Linked DNA regions of Homo sapiens: region 2 is linked to region 1. A link is a loop called in an ENCODE intact Hi-C map of the cell type or tissue named here. Cell type or tissue: pancreas. All regions are shown on one strand.

Region 1 (8,000 bases):
TGAATGGAGAATCTTGATTGCATCTAGGAGGGTCCTGTCAGAAATGGGTATATAATAGACGGTCCAGTGAGCTCTTGCTGCCTTTAATTTAATCATATTCATTTAAAGGAGACTTTTAGATAGATCTCTTCAGAATGAAATTCCAGTTAGGTGGACCCTTGCTTTTTGTTTCTGTAAGAGCCACATGCAGTGGTTTTCTTTTTTCATTTTCCGCTACATATGATTTGTTTAGCTTTAATGTTTTTTGTTTTTTTGTTTGTTTCTGTATTGGGCAACCTCTAGTGGTCCTTAGGAAAATCACATTTGAATATGAACCTATAGTCTTATCAAATATTTTGTTTATACATCCTGTTGTCTTCTGACATCATATTTCTGTTATTATATAGTAAGTAAAATGTCAAATGATAAAGATCTTGGGCTTAATTAGAAAGAACACAAGCAAAGATAGTGGACAAATATCTCATTTTAAAATAATTGTCCTAATATTGCTAAGTATAGATAGTTATGAAAGAGGTTTTTCTGAAAACACTTAAATGATAAGAAGGAGCCATTCTCATGAAAATGTGGGACTGATATGTTCCAGGTGGAAGGGATAGCAAATGCAGTGGCACTGACTTAAATATCAACTTTGTGTTTTTGAGGAATGGAAAGAGGCCATATGTAAGTGTGACTTCAACATAGCAAGGAGGTAGGGTATTAGACATTAACTCTGAGGGGGAGTCAGGGCTAGATTATAAAAGGTCTTGATCATGGTCAGAAGTTGTGATTTTATTTTATGCACAGTGAAAAGCAACTGGAAGGTGTTAGGGACAGGAATGACAAAATTCTGGCCTCTGGGCAGAGGAAGGTTTATAGAGGATGGTCAAGAGGAAAAGAATTCAGTAAACTAGTTTTTACATTAGTTTGTATGAGGAGGACAAAAGATAATAAGTAGATAAATAGCAGTGAAAAATGGAGAGAAACTGATGGATTTGGGATAGATTTTGAAGGTGGAATCAGAAGGACTTGCTAATGGATTACATGTAATAAGTGAGGGAAAGAGAGGAATTAAGCTTGAGCAACTTGGTGCCATGTTCTAATTTGGAGGAAGACTAAGAAAGGGATAGGTATCAAGAGGTCTCTTTTTACCATGTAAGGTTTGGCCAGAAATGTAGCTTAGTTGTTTGTATATGAGTTAAGAACGCATGTTTCTCTTCTAGCTTATTGTATTTACTCTACTTTTGGTCTCCTTTTATCCTCTTTTAGCTTTGGAGGAATTTTTTACATCACTTGTGAAGCAAGAAATGGTGAATATGCCTCGTGGGATATATCACTCTGCATTAAAAGGAGGTGCCCGCTCAGACCAAGGAAAGACTGTAGCAGGAATCCCCAATTTTATATTGAAAATGTATGAAACAAACAAGCAACCAGGACTGAAACCTGGCCTTGCAGGTAAGGGTAGTACATAGTATCAAAAATACAGGTTTTTCATGTAATGATTTAACTTCCACTTTCAAGTAGGATATAATGGGCCATGGCAGGGTGTTGCTGCTGCTACTAACATGTGGATAAATTATAAAAATCATCGCACTTTAAAAGACATCGCAGAACTGTAGAAGCAAAGACAAATAGATGGATTTAAGTTTCAGAGTCAGCATAACATTTTAGAACTGTTTTCTCCCCACCTTGGGGGATACCCACTCAGCCCAGAGGCATGGCCTGTTGGAAGAAAGAGAAACTAGAGGAGCTTTTAGTGATTGCCTGGGACTAGGGCGACAAATTAGAGATTTTTCTCACAGGACATTTGCTGAATTTTGAATTTGCACCAAGAGCTAAAGAGCTAGGCTGAAAGCTTCTGAAAGGCAAAGTGAAATCCCTTTTAGTCTTCTGATGCTTAGGAAACAAAGACGAGCTAGGAGAATGGGCTTGAAAAAACAGCATGCAAGAGGTAAAAGCCCAAGAGAGAATGGTGAATTGATACTGAAGATCTGCAACTGCTCTCACCTGGGTGAACTTACTAATTCTGGCCACAGCTGGAATCTGAGCATTCAGCCTCAACTTTATTGAGAAGCTGGTGAGGAGGTGGAGAAACCAGCAGACATCTTGGCAATCATGTGGAGCAAGAGTGACACAACTCAGAACTTGAGTGACCTTGAGCACAAGGCCAATTTCTCTCAAGTTATTTGCGACATTTTGAAGCTTTATGGGATGGAAAGCTAAAGAGCTAAGCTGAAAATTTCTGAGAGCAGACCTAAATCTCTCATAATTTTTTCAGATTGAGGAGTCAAAGACTCATTAGACTGCCAATTAGTGGGGGGTGTTGTGGGGAGATATACCCTGGCAAAGGAGTGAACCAGAGCTGGACTCAAATTACAAAAGTTATAATCAGTCCTAACCCAGATCAATTCCTGATTAGGTTGAGGTAATCAGTCCTTCACCCAGTCTGCCTAACAGAGGAGAGAGGAAAACTACTCTTTGATTGACAATAACACCATTTAGTACTTCTGTGGTTCTTTCATATACTGCACTAGACACAGGACAAAGGAAGAAGCTGGAAATGAAGGGAATGATTCCTGGAGATAAAGAAGTCACTCTCTTTGGAAAATATCAATTCTAACTGGCCTACATGAAATAACATACTTTCAAAATATATGACAAAAATGAGTAGAACTAAAAGAGGAAATAGACAAACCCACAATAATAATGGAAACTTTAAAATATCTTTTTCAGTAGCTGGCAGAGCAAGGAGACAAGAAAATCTATAAGATCACAAAATATCTGAACAATCTATGAACAAACTACTGTATAGACATGTAGAACATTGTACCTTATAGTGATAGAATTTATATATCTTTTAACTGTACATGGAAAATTTACCAAAATGACCATACGCTGGACCACAAACTTCAATAAATTTCAAGATATTGAAGTCACTTAGAGTTTGTCCTCTGATGACAATGGGATTAAGCTAGAAATAAATAACAAAAATGATTACCATGATATCTCCAGTTGGCTGAAAATTGAACAGTATACTTATAAGTAATGGATGGATCAGAGAAAAGAATCAAAATGGAAATGAGAAGATAGTTTGAAGTGAATGATAATGAAGATAAGCCATATAACAACCTGTAGGTTGCAGCTAAAATAGTATTTTTAAACACTGTTTCCCCTCTAGGGAAATTCACACTTTCAATGTATATTTTAGAAAAGAAAGGAAAATAATCAGTATTTAAACTTCCAACTCAAGAAGCTTGGAAAAGAACAGCAAATCAAACTTAAAGGATCAGGGAAGAAATAATAAAGATAATAAAACTCAGTGCAATAAAAAACATAAATAAGCTGGAGGTTCAGCTGAGAGCTTAACTGACCGTTGTGGAAAGGGCAGGGAGAAGAGGGAGAGTGAGTGTATGTGAATACAGGAATGAGGGAAAGCTTGTCCACTTTTGAGTATAAACTAAAGGGACCCATGTTATCATGTGTTCATGAAGATTAATATGTGCAAGTATTTCTCTTTAATTGAAATTTTTAAAAAACTTAATAGAATCTCTAGAACTAAACAGTTCACAAAGTCAAGACTTGCAAATTTGTTCATTTATTTATACTTATACTTATTTACTCATAAGTAAATTGTAAATAATATTTTACATGTGATCTTAACTAAAAAGCTATGAGTCAATAAGTAATATACTATATTATATTACGTTTATATTTTGAGACAGAGTTTCTCTTGGTTGCCCAGGCTGGAGTACAGTGGCACAATCTCAGTTCACTGCAACCTCCACTGCTAGTTCAAGTGGTTCTCCTGCTTCAGCCTCCCGAGTAGCTGGGATTTCAGGTGTTCGCCACCATGCCTGGCTAATTTTTGCGTTTTTAGTAGAGATGGGGTTTCACCATGTTGACCTGGCTGGTCTCAAACTCCTGACCTCAAGTGATCTGCCTACCTTGGCCTCCCAAAGTGCTGGGATTACAGGTGTGAGCCACCGTGCCTGTCCCAATAGTATTTTAAATATTAGCTTTTTAAATCTCTTGTGTTTTTTTATTCCTTATATATAAATGGTCAAAAATCATAATTTGCTTAACAAGTTAGCTTTTAGTTATAAATATCTCTATCCAGATTGATTATCAGTTACTGAGAATCTAATTAGTAAAGTTTTTCCATAAGAAATGTCTTTGTAAGCTGGGCGCGGTGGCTCACACCTGTAATCCCAGCGCTTTGGGAGGATGAGGCAGGCGGATCATGAGGTCAGCAGTTAGAGACCAGCCTGGCCAATATGGTGAAACCCTGTCTCCACTAAACTTAAAAAATTAGCCGGGCATGGTGGCACACGCTTGTAGTCCCAGCTACTCAGGAGGCTGAGGCAGAAGAATCCCTTGAACCCAGGCGGCGGAGGTTGCAGTGAGCTGAGATTGCACCACTGCACTCCAGCCTGGGCAACAGAGTGAGATTCTGTCTTAAAAAAATAAAAATAAAAATAAAATAAAGTCTATATAATTTTTTTTAAAGGTGGTATGTTATTTTGCTATGATGTTTCCATGTATCAGAGTAAAGATGGAAAACCATTGAACAGACTGATGGCCAGCAGAGGGCGAAGTTTCAAGCAGACTTCACTTGCTCTTGTACATGAGGTAGGTTCCCGTGTCCTCTTCTTTATGTTTTAGTGTTTTCTCCCTTCATGATATGTTTAAGAAGTTGTTTGTTTAGAAATAATTTTTTTGATCATAATTAATGTAAGTTGCTTTTAAAGGCCACCAAAATAGTTGACCCAACTGAATACTCAAATATTTCAATGTATTTCTGAAAGAAACTGCCATGTTTTCCCCCACTGCCCAGCGTATTTATTAGGGAGTAATGTCTAGGAATTTGCTTTACTTCATCAATGCTTAACTGTCATTATTCAGAATAAATATCAATTTATTGTTTAAAGAAATGCTACTGCCTATATCTTAATTCTAATCCTTTGCAATTATGTAGGGGACCAGTGTTTGTATTTTGTGAGTGTTTGGAATTAAAAGTAAATAAAAGCATTTTAGAAAAATAACCCTTGGTTTTAATGTTTATTTTACTTTTCCTTTCAGCTACCTTTTAAAAATAAAGTTCTGTGATTCTATTAGATGATTTATATGAAATCTGATTATTGCAGATTATGGCAAAACCAGGGGAAGAGGGAAGCTGGAAAGTCCTTGGGAAATGTATTTTTATTGTTTTTAAATATTTTATCACACTTACTCATATGATGTATACAAATTAAAATGTATGAATGAATAACAAAACAAAATGTCACAGCAAAGAGATTTATATAGTTCAGACATAGTAGGTTATATATCAGTTATAAGTAAAAATATATGAATTGTAAAGATTTAATGAACTTGATGTAAAAATAATTAGCATTTCTAAAATATCTTTCTATAACATCTTATTTTGATGCCTAATTTATACATTTGGTTGTAATTAATTTGATTCACTTTTATTCTGTATCACACCAATTGCCACCAGTTTCATAGCACAGCAAAATTCAGAGGGTTTTTCAAGACCCATCTTTGTCCTTTGCCATCCATTTTCCTTTCATATATTTAGTTAGAATTAAAATTGTGTAAATACTTGTTTCAGAAGCTTTTTTTTTGCCTAATATAGTGTCTTCATTCAACTAAAAAGAGAAGAAGGATCTGGGAAGAGCAACGCTTTTCTAGGAGGAAGGTTTAATTTCAGACATAGGTGATTTCTATGTTTTTTTTGTCCCTGGCATCTCATTAGTTGGCATAGAGAAGGGAGAAACGTGGTACCTTTTTGTGTTTTAAGCTGTGCACTTAGATATTTGAAGGAAAACTGAAGTCTAAAGTCTTACTGAAAAGCTGATTTATAATAAAAAGTCACCATCAGAACAGAAACAAGAAAAAGCATTAGTGCAGGGGATGGCAGAAGACATCTGATAACTTTTGGCAGTGGCATCAGAAGTTATGAGGTGTGTCCGAGATATAAGCACAGAAAATCTTTGGGTTAAGATACTTGTTGCTTGTGCTGTAGAGAGTCTAGAAAATTTCAAAGGGAAAAGAAAATAACATCATTGTTTTAGGGGTCAATTAGAAGGCGTATTGGACAGAATTCTGCCAAATGTATAGTAGGATTTTAGACTGGATTCCATATTCTGCTCAGTATATGTAGTTCATTTGCTTAAAACACAAAGGCTGGGGGACCCATGAAGTTTCTCAAACTATGTGACAAGAAATAATATGAACTTTCAGAGCTGGTTAATAAAAATAATTGCAATAATAACAGCTAATAATCGATTTAGATACTTTCAACACTGTGAGGTAGGTGCTGTTAATGTGTCAAGGTCACATAGCTAACAAGTAGAGGAGCCTGGAAATTGAACCCAGGCAGTGAGGCTCCATAGTCCTTGAACTGTCATCTTCTCTCCCAGGTTAATCAGAGAAGATTCTAGAAATACATTTGGATTTTTCCAAGATTACTCTAAGCTCTCTTAAATCATCTCCTTGCATCTTGTCTTTCTTTTGTTGCAATCAATTTGGGATTTTTCCAGATGAAATTTCTTCAAACCCTGCTTTTGATCCTCCCATTACTTTATCCTGAGTCTTTTTTATTTCCAAGTATTTCTTCTTTCTTTCCTTTTTCTTTCTCTTTTTTTTTTTGAGATGAAGTCTCACTCTGCTGTCCAGGCTGGAGTGCAATGGTGCAATCTCGGCTCACTGCAACCTCTGCCTCCTGGGTTCAAGGGATTCTCCTGCCTCAGCCTCCCGAGTAGCTGGGATTACAGGCATGCGCCACCACGCCCAGCTAATTTTTGTATTTTTAGTAGAGATGGAGTTTTACCATGTTGGCCAGGCTGATCTCGAACTCCTGACCTCAGGTGATCCACTTGCCTCGGCCTCCCAAAGTGCTGGGATTACAGGCATGAGCCACTGTGCCCAGCCATATTTCCAAGTATTTCTTGAGAATTGCAGTTTGTTTATTAATTCACCAGTTGATGGACCTTCGGGTTTTTTCTGTTTTCAATGATTAAGACTAAAGTTTCTATAAACATTCTCATACAGATCCCTGTGTGAACATTCATTTTTCTGTTTCTTTTCAGTAAACAAATACCTAGGAGTGAGAGTGCAACGTCATGTGGTAAATTCATATATAACTTTATAGGAAACTATCAAACTGTTTTCCTAGTGGCTGTCTTATTTTGAATGCCCATCTGCAAGGTATGAGAGTTTCAGTTGCTCTGCCTTCTTGTCAGTGCTTGATATAGTCAATTAAAAAAATTTAGCTATTCTTGTAGATGAGTAGTATTAGTTTCCCTTTGTGGTTTTAATTTGTGTTTCCTTAATAACTAATGATGTTGAAGCATCTTTTCATGTGTTTATTTTGTATGTATCTGTTTTCTTCCTGAAGTGTTTGCTCTGATCTTCTGCCCATTTTTAGAATTGGGGCTTTTGTTTTCAAAAGAGTGTTCTTTATATATTCTGGATATTTTTTTTTTTTTTACTTAGTGTGTTACATGTCTTTTCATTTTCTTTTTTTTTTTTTCTTCTTTTTTTTTTTTTTTTTGAGATGGAGTCTTGCTCTGTTGCCCAGGCGGGAGTGCAGTGGTGCGATCTCAGCTCACTACAACCTCCGCCTCCTGGGCTCAAGCGATTCTCCCACCTCAGTCTCCTAAATAGCTGGGATTGCAGGTGTGCACCACCATGCCCGGCTAATTTTTGTATTTTTAGTAGAGACGGGGTTTCACCATGTTGGTCAGGCTGGTCTCAAACTCCTGACCTCATGATCCATCTGCCTTGGCTTCCCAAAGTGCTGGAATTACAGGCGTGAGCCACTGCGCCTGGCCTTCATTTTTTTATAATGTATTTTGAAGAGTGGACTTTTCATTTTGAAGAATTTCAACTTACCAAATTTTACAAAATGGTTCTTGCTTTTTGTTTAATCCGAGATTACAAAAATTTTTCATTTTCTTTTTTCCTGTGTTTTATTTTTATTCTTTTAAATTACTTTTAGAAATTGAGGTATGGTATGGTTT
Region 2 (8,000 bases), 240 kb before region 1:
AAGTATTGGAGGTCTGTGAGTCCTTTTCATGAGGTTCAAAGAAAACCTAAAGGTCTTGGTATTTAAAAATATTTATGTTCACATAGCATTCATTTCTTGTCAAAAGAACTGCTCTGGATTTGAACCACAAGGGATTCAAAAACTTTTTTTTTTTTAAAGCTTCAGACTATTAACAAATATTTTAAAGTAGGAGGCTTTTAGTCAAAAGGTTGTAGGCTGGGAGATACATCTGTGATCCAAAGCTTTCTCATTTCCATAGAACATGGCCTGAATACTTCTTGCCTTCTCTAGGACTGCCCATACCCCTGCTTTGAAGGAGGGATGGCTAATCTGATGGGTGAGGGTCTGACATTCATTGAGTCTTTCACTTCTGGTGAAAGTTTCCAGTAATTAATAGCCACCGGCCCAAGATCTCTTTTCCCTCCACACTGTCAGCTGCAACACAGGCTCTGCTTTTGCATACCCTCTCTGGTGGCAACAGACATATAATTCCAATACAATACAGTCATTGTTAAACAGGGCTCTGATCAAGGTAGAGTAAGAGCAGAAAGGAAAGAGGTGCAGGGTTTGGAGGAACTCGTTCACAATTGGACATCCTCCTTTACTATCCACATCACTTTTTAGTCATGCTATTTTGTAGTTCAACATTACTATGGTGAAGTTATTTTGAGTATGTATTGTTTTATGTGAAAATTAGATGGTAAAAACTCACTTAAACAGTATATACATATAAATGTGTAGATAAATAAGAATTCACTTTTGTAAACCCCTAAGATAATGGCAAAAATTAAAAACATTGCTTGGACAATGCGATTATGCCCAGAAAAAAACCGTGTCTTCCATAAGTTTTTGATTTAACACACACTTATATATGTCAGACACTGTTGTAAGCACTTTACAAATATTAACTCTTATTCCAACAATACCTCCATAATGCTGGAATACTTTTACTTCCATTTGAGACCTGAGCTAGTAAGTAGCAATGTTCTGGGGTGACCACTGTCCTTGTTTTAGTACTGACAAGTCCTGCATCCTTATAGAACTCCTCAGTCCCAGCACAACCAGCATGGTTGGTCATCCTAAAATTCAAACCCTGGCAATCTAATTCCATACTCCAGGCTATTAACATGTTTTCTCTCTTATAACAGTGCAGGGATAACTCTAGTAAATATAGAAACACCATGTGTAGAAATGGACCAAACAAAAGCAACCCTGAAATCTGGGCCTGCTACAAGATGCTCTACTTATAGACGCTACAAGTAGAAATTCACCTTCAACTCACCTAGTCTCCCAATAAACACTCTGGAATGTACTAGGGTTGATTTGCATCAGTTGCTTGCAGCTGGAGAGCTGCAAGGCAATTGCAGAATCTTCAGAAAGGCAGAGGGAGGAGCAGGGGGATTGGAAATCCTCTGATAAAATGGCTTAGAAGATGACTCACTCTTCCTAAGTAGGACCCAGTGGCGAACTTGAAAAGTCTGTAAATCCAACTGGGAGTACTTTATGTTGTTTTCTGCTTTGTCTGACTGTTTCTGTACATTTATATATTCATGGCTATTAAATAAACTTCCGTTGTCTGTGTCTTTTGGCCTTTTCCTTTCAATCACAGTAACAGCCTTGTTGTGACAGCACCACACTAAGAAGACTCTGTCAAGGCAGGGAGCCCAGAGGACAGAGAAAATGGCTGGGTTGTCCCATGGGCAGATGTGAAAAATACCCTAAAACCTCCTTCATGTGGTGAAGGATGCAAGTAAAAGATAGGAAATATATCAGCAGGGCCTTTGAGTCTAAGCTTATGCAATCACCTCTCAAATCACTTGCTTTTCTCTTCCACCTTGGCATTCCAGGAGGAGCATCACTACTCTCCACCTGTCTTCTTCTTTGGCCAATAGTAGGTAAAAAAAGAGCCAACAACAGAGTAGGATTCCTCTCCCCCCAATTCATATCTCGCTTCTCCTATAAAAAGACATAGAGAGAGGAAGAAACAATAAATACTATTTAAATAAATGATTGTGCTTGGTTTCTTCCACCTAGATTTTGTGTAGAACTACTTGCTGTGAGAAAGTAAAAAAAAAAAAAAAAAAAAAAAAAGCCTAATTGAGATTTGCATATTCAAATACAAGACAAGGAAAATGCACCCAATCTGAGATGGGAGCTTAGAGAAAGAATAACTGAGGCATTAACACTTGAGATGATACTGGAGGGTAAGAGTTTATCACAAGGATGAGGAGAGGGTGTCACAAGGATGAGAATGAAATTGGGAGCAAACATTTAACAGATATTCTTCCTTCAGCCTGGAAAGACACTAGGAAGGGTGGGGGTGGGGGGGCACTGAGAAAGGAGAAGGTATGGCAAGCTCAGTAGCTATACTTATTCTAAGGTCTGACTGAAGGAAAGTGTTGGGAGATGAGGAATCTCCTCAGAAAGGGTATTCTGTTCATGCTCAACAGATTAAGAGTTTTCTATGCCTGACAAGAAACCACTGAAAAAATTTGAGCAGAGGTATGATATAATCAGATCACAGTATGAGAATATTTGTCACAGTCCTCAGGAACGTGCCATGCAAAGCCATGGTTACTGGCAAACTAGTTATTAAATGGACCAGAAAAAGAAAAACAAAACATTGAAGAGCTCTTCAAAAGGGAATATGAAACCAATGAAAACGATGAAAATATTTAAATATATGAAACAACATAAGTCAAAAAATGTTAAGGCTGGGTGCAGTGGCTAATGTCTATAATCTCAGCAGTTTGGGAGGCTGAGGTGGAAAGATTGCTTGAGGCCAGAAATTAGAGACCGCCCTGGGAAACACAGAGAAACCCCGTCTCTACAAGGAATTTTTTTTCTTTTAATTAGCTGGGCATGGTGGTGTGCACGTGTAGTCCCAGGTACTCGGGAAGCTGAAGTGGGAGGATTGCTTGAGTCCAGGAGTTTGAGGTTACAGTGGGCTATGATAGTGCCACTGCACTCCAGCCTGGGTAACTGAATGAGACCTTGTCTCTAAAACTAAAAAGCAATAAATAAATAATAAATAAATCAATAAATAAATAAAAAGAGAAAATAAAGATTTTAAACTATGTAAGCTAAAAATGTACTTAAGGATGAAGAAGAGATAGTTCACAGAATGAACAAATTCTTGACCTCAATACTGATCCAGTAAGGATCAGGGAGCATGCATTTTCCAAACTGTCTCCAACAATAGCAAATAATGGTCAATGGCTGGATATTCTAAACCAATGTAAAGTAATGTATAGAAAAGTCATAAGGACTGGCTTTTGGTCTCTGATTGCCTCACTAAATAGCACTTTATTTTGTTTTTTATTTTAAAAAGTAGAATGAGATTTGTTTTAATCCTTAGCATATATGTTTATTGGGCTTTCTGCAGGTTATTGACTTTTTTTTAGAGACAATCTCACTCTATCCCCCAGGCTGGAATGCAGTGCTGTGATCATGGCTCACTGCAGCCTTGAACTCCTGGGCTCAAGTGATCCTCCCACCTCAGCCTCCCAAATAGCTGCCACTGCAGGTGCATGCCACCACACTCAGCTAATTTTTTAAAAAGATTTTTGTAGAGATAGGGTCTTACTATGTTGCCCAGCCTGATAGGTTTTTATTTATTTATTTACTTATTTATTGTCATAGGGTCTCACTATGTCACCCAGGCTGATGTACAGTGACATAATCATGGCTCACTGCAGCGTCAACCTCCTGGGCTCAAGTGATCCTCCCAACTCAGCCTCCTGAGTAGCTGGGACTACAGCCATGCACCACCACACCTGACAAATTTTTGTATTTTTTGTAAAGACAGGGTTTTGCCACGTTGCCCAGGCTGGTCCCAAACTCCTGAGCTCAAGCGATCTACCTGTCCCAGCCTCCCAAAGTGCTGAGATTACAGGTGTGAGCCACAGCTCCCAGCTCCAGGCTGGCAGGTTATTGACTTAAAATTTCAATTTTTACATTCTTTCCTAATGTTTCATCACAGTTTATTTTCTAAAACTGATATTCTATATATGGTTTTATTTAGTTTAATACTTGTTCATTGAGAAATATTTCTTGAATGCCTATTTTTTTTTCCTTAGGCCCTAAGGAACCAATAATTAATAAAGACAGATGGACAAATCTGGCTGCTGTCTTTATGGAGTTTACAGTCTAGTGGAAAGCAAACAATTATAATGTTATATGTGTAAAGAACATGACAGAAACTCAGCTTGCCTACCCAATATTTATTCGCCACATCTTTCTTGTGAAGAGAATCCCAGCTTAGTTAGGGGTAAGCAACATGCCCAATTGTAGCAGATTGTATTTCCCCAAAATGGCCACAGTAATATTTTGTTTTTTGTTTTTTTTGTTTTTGAGATGGAATCTCAGTCTTGTCGCTCAGGCTGGGGTGCAGTGGCACGATCTCGGCTCACTGCAACCTCCGCCTCCCAGGTTCAAGCTATTCTCCCGCCTCAGCCTCCTGAAGTAGTTGGGATTACAGGCATGCGCCACTACATCTGGCTAATTTTTGTATTTTTTCAGTAGAGACGGGGTTTCACCATGTTGGCCAGGCTGGTCTCAAATTCCTGACCTCAAATGATCCACCTGCCTCGGCCTCCCAAAGAGCTGGGATTATAGGCGTGAGCCACTGGGCCCAGCCCACAGCAATATTTTGGTCCACTTGCTCTTCCATACCTCGCCACCCCCAGATCAAGTTGTAAAATCGACTTCTCTTCCCCTTTAACCAGGCAGACCTTTGTATTTTCCACAATGAATAGAATACAGCACAAGTGATAATGTGTGACTTCCAGGTCATAAAAGGCGATATGGTTTCTACCTCAGTCTCTCTTGGGACCCTCACCCTTGGGACTCAGCTATCGTGGTGTGGGAATCCAAGAACCCACATGAAAAGCTCATGTGTAGGTGTTCTAACCACAGTTCCAACTGTGTGAGTCTTCTTGGCCGGCAGCCAGCAACAATTGCCTCTAGGCTGATGCCAAGTGAAGCAGAGACAAGCTGTCTCTGCTAAGCTTTGCCCAAATGGCCTATTTGTGAGAAAAACACATTTTCATTCTAAGCCATTAACTTTTGAGTTGGTTTGTTTCACAGTAATAGAAACCTGGAAGATCTGCTTAAAAAATTGCTTTACCCAGCCTTCCTGGCAGATTGGTTAGGCATGTGACATAATTTTGACCAATGAGATAGAAAGAGAAGCCCATGGGTGAGGCTTCTGAGAAAGACTCAGCAGATACATGACTGTAAGATCTGGACCCTTTGTTCCTCCTTCTGCCTACGGCGCAGTGACAGCTAGAGCTCCAGCACCATTTTGTAAGAATGAGAACAAGAGCCACACTTTAAAGATTCCAGGACAGACATGTAGAAAAGGTGCTCAGCATTTTTAATCATTAGGGAAATGCAAGTGAAAACTGCAATGAGAAATCATTTCACACTTCTAAAAGGACAAACATTAAAAAGATTGACACACTAGATTTTGATGTGGATGTGGAACAAGTAGAATTTGCATACATTTCTAGTTGGAGTATAAAATAATACCAATCTTTGATAAACTGTTTAACAGTTTCTAATAAAGATAAAAATATACCTATTCTATGATCCATCTGGATTCAACTTCTAGGTGTTTATGAAACATAAAGACATATCTTCACAAAAAGACTTACGTAAGAATGTTCATAGTAGATTTATTTGTTATAGGCCAAAATAGGGAATAGTCCGTATGTCCACCAATATGAAAATTGGTAAAATGGATAAATTGTGCCACATATACTACATTGGAATACTGTTCAGTAATAAAATAAGAATGAACTACTCATATATGCAACAACATAAATGAATCTGAAAAACGTTATGTTGAGCAAAAGAAGCAAAATACATGAATATACATATACTATCTGATTCTACTTACATGGCATTCCAACACATGCGAAACCAATGAATTGTGGTAGAAATTAGAACAGTAACTGCATTTTAGAGGAATTGACCAAAAAGGCACAAAGGAATTATTTGGGGTGCTGGAAAAGTTCTACTTTGGAAACCAGTTGGGATATTGGTTACCCAGAGGTATACAGTCATCAGAATTCATCAGACTACTCACTAAGTTATGTATACTTTACTAGATGTATATTATAAAACATTAGTTCACTAAAAATAAATATGGTCATACTTTTCAATGGCTTATTTACTAGTGAGATCCACTGAAAGGAGCTATGACTTAAATATTATTGATTTGCTGTGATAGCTAACTTACAGCAGCAATGTTTAAACTAATACTAGGAATGAAAATATTTTGGTGACCAGGTCTCACCTACAAGTAAAATACTATCTCCAATTCGTTTACCCAAAACAAATATATTCTATGTTCTACATCAAAACATGTTCAACATGTTTTATTTCTCCTTTTCCCAAGCTAAGATAACCATAACAAGGTTATTTAGGCAAATCCCCATACCAGCAACTGACAGGGTTTCTTGATAAAGGTGATATCTCAGCTGAGATCTGGGTTACAGAAGGATTTATCAGCCAAAAAGGAAGAGAGAGAACAGAAGTAAAATGAAGCCCCAGGGACAAGGGAAAAATACACACACACACACACACACACACGCACACACACAGGAGAGAGAGAGAGAGAGAAAGAGAGGTGGAGAGACAAGCAGGCAGTCAGAAACAGAGAGATAAAGAAACTGAAAGATGGTCAGTGTCCATTGAAAAGGCTTAAACAACTATCTAAACAGGAGAAATAGTGCTTGATTGAGAAAGAACACAGAGAATCTTGAGAAGTATCTTCATCTGGATGGTGGTTAAATGGGTATGCACATATGTAAAACCCATTAAACTTTACATTTATATTAGCACACTTCACATATTTACTGTACATATGTTATACTTCAATTTCAAAAACAGAGAGGACTGAGTCCTAGACGACAGTTAAAAGGAGGTATGTGGAGAAAAGTGGCTAGAATGGAGATCTGTTTAGGTGGTAGATTTGATTAGGCCTGGTGACAGTTTGGATGAGAGAGGGAAGAATATAAGTATGAGACACCTTCACTTCTGAGTTGGGCAGCTGGTTGAATAATGGTGCAAATAACCTAGATAGGAAGGAGGAAAGTTTAGGGAATGCGGAATGGTCAGCTTTGGACATGTTAGGGTTCTGAATAACATCTAAATAGAAAAAGCATCTTTGTTAGTGTGGCTGGTAACACAGGAGCGCAGTTAAATATTTGTGGAATAAATAAATGCTCAGTAAACAGTTGAATAACTAGGTGTGAACATCAGGAGAGAAATCTGAAGTAATGAGACATATTTAGTAAACCTTAGTGTTAGAAAGTGCTGTTTTTCTATACAATAGAGCTTTAGCTGGGCACACGATTCCCCAAATATAGACTACATTTCCCAGCCTCTGTGCAGCTAATTGTGGCCATATGATTAGGTTCTCATTTGTGGGATTTATTAGAAATGATGTTTTCACTTTCTCAATTATGCCTTTTGTAGGAAAGAAGCATGTCGCTGCTTCCCATGGGGTTGAATGCAAATATGATAGTGAGGTCATTTTGACCACATGGATGAGGGTCGTACCCAGTGGCTGTCATACATTAAAAGGACCTCAGGTTCTCTAACCTACTGGGCCACCATATTATTCCTGGACAATATACACAAAATATTACATGAGAAATAACTCTTTATCTTATTTGAGTATTTTTTGTCTCTTGTTACCTCATTCTAGCCTTTATCCAAGCTAATCCAACTATTATTAAAACCAGGGGAGAATGTGACTAATGAGAAGTATCAGGAGAGTGTGGAATTGTGAAGGCTAGGGAAAAGGACAAGAAAAGAGTAGTCCACCGTGTTACAGGCTTTTCAAGGAGGAAAGGATTCATAAGGCATCACCTCAGGATGTTGAATTTTATTGTGTTTGGATCATTGTTACCTAATCACTTAACCACAGCACCGCACGAAGCAGCTCTATCTCACTAATTAGGCTAAGTCCAGTAAATTTCTTCTAATTT

Evidence for each region. Hi-C counts contacts between places; a loop is a spot of excess contacts. Peaks named below come from ENCODE experiments on the same cell type or tissue, not always from the same donor. Only the 100,000 strongest peaks of a DNase experiment are listed, where the experiment ranks them.
Region 2: it touches region 1 in a loop (3-fold over the local background); 31 of 110 quality-filtered maps call a loop at or near these places.

The regions. Positions count from the first base shown.
Region 1 is chr9:20,880,626-20,888,625 of GRCh38, forward strand. It overlaps FOCAD (focadhesin), which reads left to right. Exons shown (of 44, transcript NM_001375567.1): 20 at 1,246-1,431; 21 at 4,484-4,605. Among named protein-coding and RNA genes, the nearest start is that of SNORA30B, 98 kb to the left of the region's middle. In pancreas, a CTCF peak has its summit at 4,557 (motif pointing right); no DNase peak of the experiment used is centred here.
Region 2 is chr9:20,635,695-20,643,694 of GRCh38, forward strand. No RefSeq gene overlaps it. Among named protein-coding and RNA genes, the nearest start is that of MLLT3, 17 kb to the left of the region's middle. In pancreas, no CTCF peak of the experiment used is centred here; a DNase peak (open chromatin) is centred at 4,927.